Linked DNA regions of Homo sapiens: region 2 is linked to region 1. A link is a contact called in ENCODE Hi-C or POLR2A ChIA-PET data. All regions are on one chromosome and are shown on one strand. The core of a region is the stretch at or near the end of the contact, and the rest is flanking DNA. Distances in the headings are between cores, read along the strand shown. Region 1 holds the start of ROCK2 (Rho associated coiled-coil containing protein kinase 2). Region 2 overlaps FLJ33534 (Putative uncharacterized protein FLJ33534).

Region 1 (5,166 bases), core at 1,811-4,310:
TTCTTTTGTCATCTTAGGTATATACTATTTTTAATGGTACTTTCTGAGCTCCTGAATGTAGTGTCGCAGCTGTGTTTGCTTTAAATTATATTCCTTTAAATTTTCTGTTAAAGACAAAATATGTATTTCCCATGGCAAAACCAAAAAATAAATGTCATAGGCAGTAAAACAATGACCAATAGTGAAATGCAACCTAAATGCTAAGGTTTCAGATCTTTAAAGTGATACCAGCCATTATTTCGTCAGTATTTCAGGAAATATAATTTTTATAACATTCTTTTAAACATTAATTTACAGTTTCAGTTTGGAAAAATGAAAAGATTCCAGAGACGGATAGTGGTGATGGCTGCACAACAATGTGAATGTATTTAATGCCTGCCACTAACCTGTACACTTAAAAATGGTTAAAAATGGTAAATTCTGTATACGCTACCACAATAAAAAATCCATTCTAGTAGTTCATAAATAAAATACGCGTAATTTAAAATTAATTTATTATAAAAAAATTTTTAAATTTCGTTTATCAATTTGTAACAGAAACACCAGGAACCTTGCTCCAAAGGAATAAGGGACGCATTTTGGCTTGGAAAGGTTTACTGCACCTCAAGCATATTTAACCAACTAGAAACAGCAATAACAGAGTCTGTCAAGTCATCAGCACCTGATGTCAATTCTCAGATCCGTAATGTGCCACCTTAATAAAAGTGTGTTTTGGCTGTAATAACTGCTAAATGAATGAACTGTGTCCTGAACATGTGAGATGTTTCACTTTTAAAAATAGCCTCCATTTTAATAATTTGGAAAGCAATAAAACAAAATGCATGATCATATTACATGTATAAGCTACTTACATTCAAGCTCAGAATAACTCTAATAATTATGATTAATATCATTAAAGATCTAAGATATCAAAGTGAATTGCAAAACGTTTCCATCTAGGATTTAGCATGAACCTGATGAATACTTGAGATTTGCTGTACTATTTTTAACTAAACTTTCTGGCCTTAGGTCAAAGTTTTGCTAGCAAAATACCAAAGTGAAAATGCTGGGAGTGCAGCCCAGAGTCTCCGCTTTAGCCTAGGAAAAGCTATGCCATCCATGCAAGCAATCTTACTCCCGATTAAAGACTTTCAAAGACTGCTCCCATTAAAACATAGGAACAACACATTAACCCGAAAAACAGTAAAACATCAAACACATGTGACACAATATAGCACATCATTCATTACTTTCTGTACACTGTGCAGAAAGACACTATATAGCTAAAGTCAGTTCCTGCATTTTGACCAAACAGGACTGAGTCACTCTGCAAACGATGCCTGAAACCTCAAAGGATAACCAACCGCCTCTGACCAAAAGCCAGTCCGTCCGTCCCTGGAAAGGGAGGAGGCAGTTTTTCTCATCATACAGTAAGGTTTATTCCAGGAGGGAATAGAACTAAACATCTGCATTCCAGCACAGAATGTCTAACGGATCTAAGGACCTCCCACCCTAGTTCTAGTCTTCCAGAGTCAATTTAATACACAGAGTATCGTTTTCACCTTTCTTCCCCTCCCCAGGGTAAAAGTCCACACCCCCTTTTCCCATAAATGCATCTACACTGCACACTACTCAAATTGCGAAATACAATCATCTATCCTAACAAAAATAAGAAATAAGCCAGCATTCTACGGTGCATTTCTATTTTGTAAAACATGCTCCTTTCTTAACCAAGAGCCAATTAGCAGCCTTTACGGTGCTATTAATCTGGATTTCAAAGGTCGTTATAGGAAAGAGACGCAATGAAGAGGACAGATTTATTCCACTCCACAATTCAGACTGATTTTTTGGCTCTGGCGCAATAATCTCAGGGAATTAAATTTACAGCAATTAAAATGCACTAAATAGCAAGTATGGAATGCTCAAACGCAAGTGAAAACAGCAAAACTTTAGCTGTGTGTTCCAAGATTTCAGACTAAAAGGAGAGAGTGAGGGCGGCTCTTTGTCATGTACCCCAGTGAGTACTCGCAACAGGGACAGCATCAGGTTTCTTTCTCCCTCGCTCGCACCAAGTCCCCACGTAGCATGACACTTTCAAATCAGCTAACCTGGTGTATGAAGCATGGCCAGTCCTCCACCCACCTCCCCAGAGTGGGCAGGCGGAAGGAGAAGAGGGGTGTTTTCCTCCCAGTGCTGCAAGAAAGGAGCAGCCGGGGATGACACTGGCTCCAGCAGGAGGTAGAGGGAGGAATCAAAGGCGGGTCACTACTCTTGGAACTCGGTGACAGAATCGTTTGGTCTCCGGCCCCGGCTGCCGGAAGCAGGGCGGGGTGGGGCAAGACCTCCCCCTCCCCACGGGCGGACGGGCACGGAGGGCTGGGCGGAGAGGGGATCTGAGGTGTGAGCTGCAACGAGCAAGCTCCCAGGCCCCGGCCACCTACCAGCAAGCTCTCCACGTTGATGGGGGAGCGAGGGTCTCGGATCAGCGCCTCCAGCTTCCTCTGGCGGCTCGCGCCTGCCCCGTCCCCCGGCGCGGTCTCGGGGGCGCCGGGCATTTTCCCCGTCGGCGGGGGCCGGCTCATGCCGCCACCGCTGGACCCGCACTCAGGCTCCTCGCGCTCAGGTCCCGCAGCCTCGGGGCCTAGCACCGCCCCCGAACCACCAGCTCCGGCCGGGACTCCACCCGGGCCCACCGCCTGCCTCTAGCTCCGGCTTCGGGTCTCCAAGGCGGTCCCCCGCCTGGGGGCTGCTCCCAGGGGCCCGCCCGGCCCAGCCCGGCCCAGCCCGGCCCGGCCCTGCCGGGAGCGGCGGGGAACAGACGGCGTCCCCGCCCCTCAGTCAGATTCGCGCCGCCGGTCCGCTGGTCCTCAGCGAGTGCCCGCAGGAGTCCTCGGGCGGGAGCAGGGAAGTGGCGCCGCCACCGCCGCGGCCCGGACCGCCCCGCCCTCTGGGGCCCCGGGAGGCTGAAGCCCAGGCCTGGGCCACTACGGCCGCCGCCGGCCCGCTGCCATGGTCGCCGCCGGCCGCCTTGCAGTCCCTCAGCCAGCTCCCGGCGCACACACTCCCGCGCGGCCGCCCGTCTCCGGCCGCGCGCCGCCGCTACCCACAAGCCCCTCCGCCCGCAGCCGCCGGCGCGCGTCCCCGCCGGCCCTGCGCGCGCTCCGCCCCGCCCCGCCCCGCGCACCGCGCTTCCTCCCTTTCTTTCCCTTCCTGCGTCTGTCCCGCTCCGCTTTCTCCTCTGCGCCCCTTCCTCGCCCGCCCTCGCCTCCTCCCCCTGGCGAGGTTCTCTGAGGCGAATAGCCGGGCGCGCGGTCACGGCCGAGCTCCTGCTGGGGGAGGGGAGACGCACCCAGGCCGGGTCCTTCCGCGCGCCCCCTGCCCCTCCCGCCGGACCCCGCGGACTACCCCGCGGCCCCGAGGCGGAACCCCAGACGCCGGGCCCAGCGCACCGTGCGCTGGGGGGGAGCCCGGCCGCGCCCCCCGCCGCGGCCCCCGCTGACTCAGCGCGCAGCTATGCGGGCCTCGCCTCACCCGCGCCCAAATAATAGCGACCGAGCTCGGCGCCCGCGAGGGGCCGCAGGGCCGGGGGTTTCGAGGCGAGCCTGAGAGGGGGCCCTGGGTGTCTGGGATTCCGAATTAGCGGAGGCGGGTGGAATCCTAGTCCTGGGGCAGGAGGGCCTGGGATCCTGAAAGCGTTTCTGCCCGGCTTAGACACTAACCACTTCAAGAGAACGGGAGAGCACCGGAAAAAGGCTTTCCAGCCGCAGGCCTTCGCGGGGTCTTCTCCTTTTGGGGGGCGGAAGAGGGGTGGTTATCGGGACCGTTCCGCCGCATTCCTGCCCTCTCGGCGGCCGGTGCCATCGCTTAGATCCGCCCAGGGCGCAATCCGAAAATTATGTGCCAAGAGCTATAAAACCGTTCATAGAGCCCCTTTGACCCAGTAAACCCATTTAAGGAAGTACATTTCCAAGGAAATGATCCAAAGGGCGAAGAAGGGGGAGAACTTGCAGAAAGATGTTAACAGCAGGGCTATTCACAATGTTCGTGATGACCAAAACCTGGGAATGGGCCCAGTTGTCCAACAATTGAGTAACCCAAACAGGCGCCTTCACATTAACAGCAAGAATCCTGGCAGGTATGCAGACTGTGTCAAACATGAAATTTTGGCAAGTACATGAGAAGGTATATTAGAAATAAATGAAACAAAAAAAATCGTTTGTACACACTAAAACTATGTAAAATGAGCAGCTATAAGAACCAGAGAATACAGTACTTCTTAAATAAATGGGATTTTTTTCTGTAAAGATACTTAAGAACAAATTAAATTTCAAAAAATGGAAAAACCACTCCGAAAAGCAACAATCTGATATCCATTAAGTAATAAGAATGTTAAGAACTGTCTCCCTGGCATGTCAGAGATAAACCCGAAGATAGGGTGAAGCCCCAGCCCTGTAAAAGTTGCATTTTGATCCAAACCATTGGATTAGTTGGAGCCTCTTCTTTGGTTTTAGGTTAGTTAAAACCACCCCTAGCTGGACTCATGCAGGAAGAGGCCCCGATGATCCATCCAATGCAGCTTTTCCCTTTCAGATAGTAACACTGACTTCACATCCAGAGAGTCCTTTAAGTCTGTGTATTGAGCTACTCATTCAGACCTCCACAGAGGCCACCAGGAGAACAGAGGGAGCTAGACACTCCCACTTATGCATTGGAGCAAAATAATGAGATAATCTATGATTATGGATTATTTTTCTGATGACAAAATAATATGCAAGGCAAAAGGAGCACTCTGTCTAGCGGGGCGTGGTGGCCTGTGCCTGTAGTCCCAGCTCCCCCTGAGGCTGAGTTGGAGGCCTCCTCCATTGAGCCCAGGAGGCCAAGGCTGCAGTGAGCTGTGATCACACCGCTGCACTCCAGCCTGGGCAACAGAGTGAGATTGTCTCAAAAAAAAAAAAAAAAAAACACTGTGGTTCTCAGTTTCCAAATTAATTTTGACTGGTTGTATATTTGTATGTAGCTTGGTGGAATAACAGGAAGCCATGGTCCAAATACCGAACATGAAAACCTTATTTTAAGAGTAGTGATCAACAAGATATATATCCTGGGCATGTTCTACATATACTTATTTATATAGACCAGAAAAAGCCATGGTACAGAAGATTTTTACCCAAGACCTATCCCATTGTC
Region 2 (5,264 bases), core at 830-3,329, 240 kb before region 1:
GTTATTCCTTAGCTCCAGGGCTACCTGAGATCTGTGTTTGTTCTGAGGAATGGAATTTATCCTCACAAATTGGTGTTCTAAATTTCTTAAGAACCTAATTAAATAACTGATAACATTTAAAAAATAATAAAGCTGTGGGGACAGAGGCCTGGGCCGTGTCTGTGAACAGCATGCCGGAGTGGACATGGGCCAGGAGGAGGCACAGTGAGCCGTGGGGACACCCCGTGCTGTTCACAGGGCTGGGCACCCAGAGCACGGAGCAGAGCGGCTTTCTTCTTCCCCAGGCTGCTGAGCCTATGCTGAGTGTGTGTGGAGGGCGCAGAGGGCCGTTTGTTGGGGCTGGGAGCTAGCCCACTCTGCCGTCTCAGAGCAGATACAGCCATCAATTACCCCAGCATGTGCAAGAAGGATGCCATTGTCCACACGCTGGGGCTGGGTTTGGAGCGCACTTGGAGACGGAGATCTGGGTGCAAGTGGATTATGGGGGTGCCCTGGAGACCAGCCCCCGCCAGGGGTGAGGGCAGTGGGAATGAGCAGTAAAGGCCTCAGCCAGGCTCACAGGCAGCTCTGAGTCTGCGCGGCTGCACAGCAGCCTGAATCAGGCAGGTGGCCCTGACGTTACCTGGCATAGCAATCAGCCACTAAAGCAGGTGGCACGGGAGGAGCATGAGCTTACGCCAGGCAGCCCCCTCCAGGTGAGTCCTGGGAGGCGATGCCTGTGCCTCTGTCTTGGAGGGGGAGTTTGGGGCGCCCCCCCACCACAGCATTCACACGCACCATGCTGGGCTTCCCGGCCAGGCCCCAGGCTTGCCCGCAGAGGTGAGCCCGGCTGGGGTGGGGCCTTACACCTGGTGCCTGTGTCAGCCTCCCCTGGATGGGATTTGGAGTTTCAGTGGATACCAACACCCATGGAGGGCCCACGATGACCTGCTTTCCAATTAAGTGAACACCTCAAAGTCCCTTCCGGCGTAAACAATCTCTGATTCCTTGATTTAATCCTCCACAGTTAAAGGAACCTCTGCACTAATGGGCTTGAGTGACGTCTTTTTGCACAGTAATACGTGGTCGTATAACCCCCACAACGTGTCTCTAAATCCATGTAACAGTCACTGCTCTCAATAGTGATCACAGTTGTGCAGAATTGAGATCTGAATGCTGGTTGTGGTTGTGCAGAGCTGACATCTGAATGCTGGTTGTGGTTGTGCAGAGCTGACATCTGAACGCTGGTTTTGGTTGTGCAGACCTGAGATCTGAATGCTGGTTTCGGCTGTGCAGAGATGAGATCTGAATGCTGGTTTCGGCTGTGCAGAGATGATATCTGAATGCTGGTTTCGGCTGTGCAGACCTGAGACCTGAATGCTGGTTTCGGCTGTGCAGAGATGAGATCTGAATGCTAGTTTCAGCTGTGCAGAGATGAGATCTGAATGCTGGTTTCGGCTGTGCAGACCTGAGATCTGAATGCTGGTTTCGGCTGTGCAGAGCTGAGATCTGAATGCTGATTTCAGCTGTGCAGACCTGAGATCTGAATGCTGGTTTCTACAGTGGATTTGTCACATTCACACGTAGCGGGGCTTGGGACTTGAATGTATCTTTTTGGAGGGACACAATTCAACCCATAACACGCCCCTCCTGGGCACCTGCACCTGGTGGCGGCCCACACTGTGGATAAAGGCCTGGCCCCAGGCTCCACTCGGGACAACCCTGAAGGGGTGTGCCAGCTCCAGAGCTTCCCCAGGGACCAGCGGTTAGGGCATCACTGCCCGACGACTCCCTCTACCCCACTGGCTTTCCTTCTCTCCCTTCACAGACCCTAAACCCAAGAGCACTGCCCCGCCACCAATAAACACTCTTCTGTCTCTGAGTGAGCTTCCCCGGGGACCCAACCTGCATCAGGGACTCACCTATGTGGGGACATGGCCCATGCTGACGCGTGGCCTGGGGGACATGCCCCATGCTGAAGCATGGGTTGGGGGACACGGGGCCCATGCTGACGCGTGGGTTGGGGGACATGGCCCATGCCGACGCATGGCCTGGGGGACATGCCCCATGCTGAAGCGTGGGTTGGGGGACACAGGCCCATGCTGACACGTGGGTTGGGGGACACAGGCCCATGCCGACGTGTGGCCTGGGGGACACAGGCCCATGCTGATGTGTGGCTGTGAAACTAACACATCACCCAAGGCCTCCAGGTGAGGGTCCCCTCATAGCCACGCTGTGACAGGACGAGGTTGTTCCAGAACGTTTCAGAGGCTACCCCTAGGCAGCCATCTCCAGACTCCATTGATGAGCAGCCTTGGGAACCTCCCCCCACCCCACTGTGCCCCACCCGCGTCTGATGATCCTCCCGGTCTGTAAACCTTGGCCCGGCCGACTTTAAGCAATTGTCAGTTATGTACTCACTTCTGCCTCCAAGACGTCAGTCAGCCTCTACTGTACACGGCTCACACTGGGCGCCAAGGACGTGTAGCTCACGGTCATGGCCCTGACCTCGAGTGGCTCAGACTCGGTGGGAATGAAGACAAACACACAGCTTTCCATGACACAGAGTGACGGGTGTGGGAGAGGCAGCCGCCGGCTGCCGTGGGAATCCAGAGAAATGAGACTCAATCCAGACCCGGTCCACGCAGGTGCCTCAGAGACAGTGAGGGGGATGGTGGTCCTGGGAGGGGCACACTGTGGCTGCTCCTGCACAGCCAGGGAGCTACAGGGGTTTCCACGTGGCCAGGCGCAGCAGGGAGGCAGGCACCTGATTGTGAAATGAACAACTATTGAGCTCCATAGGTTACTAAACTAGTTGGAGGCAGCTATCCCCAGTACTACTCGGGCCACAATACAATGCCTGATACTTTTGGTGGCTGTGGATCTGTACCGTGTTTAGCACACGGCCTGGGAGTTAGGACCCTCCCTCTCCCCTTTTCTGGTCTGGAGGTTTCACCTGAACCCTATTCATTCCACATGGGGGGCTGATTTTTTTGATCAGATCAGTCCTGGGTCTTCACCAGCTCATCTGACTGGTCTGCCAAAGTTACTTCAACTTTAATTTATGAATTCTGTGACCATATTCCTCACATCACAGGATTTCCAATCTTCAGATAAGAGAGGGAGGGTAAAAACCTTTGGGTCAATTTAGTTAGGTTTACACTTTGAGAACTAGAAAATTTCTAACCAGGGAAAGTGAAAGAACGTGAGAGCCTCGGCACAGGTCAAATGCAAAAACACCTAAGAAATCAAGACAACTGAAAAGAGAGGCTGGGCGTGGTGGCTCACACCTGTAATCCCAGCACTTTGGGAGGCCGAGGAGGGCAGATCACTTGAGGTCAGGAGTTTGAGACCAGCCTGGCCAACATGGTGAAACCCTGTCTCTACTAAAAATACAAAAATTAGCCAGGTGTGGTGGGCCCCTGTAATTTCAGCTACTCGAGAGGCTGAGGCATGAGAATTGCTTGAACCTGGGAGGTAGAGGTTGCAGTGAGCCAAGATCGCACCACTGCACTCCAGCCTGGGGGACAGAGTGAGACTCTGTTTTAAAAAAAAAGAAAGAAAAGAGGCCAGTAGTCTGAAGACAGGAAATGCCAGCTCAGTTTTCAAAAACAGAGGAAAGGTGAATTCTAAAAACCAACTAGGCCTGGTGCAGTGGCTCATGCCCATAGTCTCAGCACTTTGTGAGGCTGAGGCAGGAGGATTGCTTGAGTCCAGGAGTTTGAGACCAGCCTGGACAACATAGTGAGACTCCCCCCGCCCTCCATCTCTACAAAAAATTAAAACATAATAGTAATTACCCAGGCGTGATGATGCACATATGCAGTTGTAGCTACCCAGGAGGCTGAGGTGGGAGGATCACTTGAGCCCAGGAGGTCAAGGCAGCAGTGAGCTATGATTGAGATGGGGTGACAGAGTGAGACCCCATCTCAAAAAAATAAATAAATGAAAAATAGAAACAAACCAGCAAGCCTGACCAATTTTGAGCAAAATTCCAGTATGCAGTAATTTTTTTTTTTTTTGAGATGAAGTCTCACTCTGTCACCCAGACTGGAGTGCAGTGGCACAATCTCTGCTCACTGCAACCTCCGCTTCCTGGGTTCAAGCGATTCTCCTGCCTCAGCCTTCCAAGTGGCTGGGACTACAGGCATACACCACTGCGCCCAGCTAATTTTTGTATTTTTAGAGACGGGGTTTTACCATGTTGGTCAGGCTGGTCTCAAATCCCTGAACAAGTGATCCACCCGCCTTGGCCTCCCAAAGTGCTGGGATTACAGGCCTGAGCCACCGCACCTGGCCTTAAGTAATTTTGAAATGATTAAGGAGGTGGGGAAGAAAACTAATTGCTGGGAACCAGCACGTGGTCACTGAGGACCGATCGCCTTTCACTTTGACGAGGTCGTTAGATCAACAGCCCTGGAAAATGTTATGGGCTCCATGTTCTCGTCTTTATTGTAGAAAAAAAAATGTACATCTTTCCACAACTCTTTGTAAAAACAGAAGAAAAAGAAGGAGGAGGAGAAAGGGGGGGAGGAGCCTAGAGCTAGGCAATGTCAGATGGTAACAGAAGGCTTCAGTGTAAGGCTGAGGTCCCCTGAAGTCTCCACACCACACTCCCCAGCCTCAATCCCCCAGGTGTCTACAGGTCCATGAAGGTGCTGCTGGGGTCTGCCAGCTAAACACGGCATCTCAAAAGGCCTAATGGAAAGCGTACTCTTACCCACAGGCTAGCTAACATGTCATTTCGGCACGGTGTAATTGAAGGGGACTGGGCTCTTGTTCTGTCCAAGATGCATGGGCTTGAGTCAGTTATAAAACCTCTCTGGGCATTTTTATTTCCAGCAAGAGGAAAATCTACAAAATCTGAAAATCCTGTGGCCAGAAAACACCTAGAAATCCTGGAAAATTTATCCCGAATATCCTGTTAAATACATGGCGGGGCACACATCAGTAAGAGAGCCCCAGTGGACAGAAGCAAAGAAGAAGCTGCGGATTCAGCTGCTGCCCTTGGGGATATTTGCCAAGCTCAGGAACAGAGAGCCTCGGTTTCCACAGCCATCCGGGCACTGGACACCAAACCCGGGGCCTGCACGAGGCAGGGACTTGGAAGTGAGACTCCCTGGAAATGCAGGACCCTTGGAGGCCATACCCTCAGTGATAGAATGAGGTAAAACAGAAATTAATAAAAAGAAATGACAAGGAAACATGTGTCTCAACTCCTGGGCTCTGAGTGGGATAGAGCATCCCCTGAGAATCCATACCTGGCCTCATTGGGTTTGGGTTTG

What was found. Hi-C counts contacts between places; a loop is a spot of excess contacts on that map. ChIA-PET counts read pairs that join two places held with the same protein, here RNA polymerase II (POLR2A). Pooled maps may share reads with other maps.
Region 2: a pooled map shows a loop between it and region 1 (3-fold over the local background). The contact joins the enhancer-like site here to the promoter of ROCK2 in region 1. A Hi-C loop is called at or near these places in 2 of 50 pooled maps. POLR2A ChIA-PET finds 5 or more read pairs at or near these places in 3 of 52 experiments (BJ, CD4-positive, alpha-beta memory T cell and naive thymus-derived CD8-positive, alpha-beta T cell).

The regions. Positions count from the first base shown.
Region 1 is chr2:11,341,576-11,346,741 of GRCh38, forward strand. ROCK2 (Rho associated coiled-coil containing protein kinase 2) reads right to left here and starts at 3,061. Exons shown (of 33, transcript NM_004850.5): 1 at 2,421-3,061. The coding sequence starts at 2,561. LOC124907733 (a long non-coding RNA gene) reads left to right here and starts at 3,937. Exons shown (of 2, transcript XR_007086216.1): 1 at 3,937-4,114. RefSeq lists silencers at 2,376-3,105, 3,246-3,315, 3,386-3,545.
Region 2 is chr2:11,102,917-11,108,180 of GRCh38, forward strand. It overlaps FLJ33534 (Putative uncharacterized protein FLJ33534), which reads right to left. Exons shown (of 9, transcript NR_040080.1): 7 at 3,780-3,871; 8 at 2,401-2,746. It also overlaps the pseudogene RPL6P4. Among named protein-coding and RNA genes, the nearest start is that of FLJ33534, 27 kb to the right of the region's middle. RefSeq lists enhancers at 793-872, 883-1,052, 1,073-1,222, 2,031-2,530. Within about 2 kb of position 2,080, at least 3 of the 41 ENCODE cell types and tissues checked have a DNase peak (open chromatin) inside an H3K27ac peak, as active enhancers do.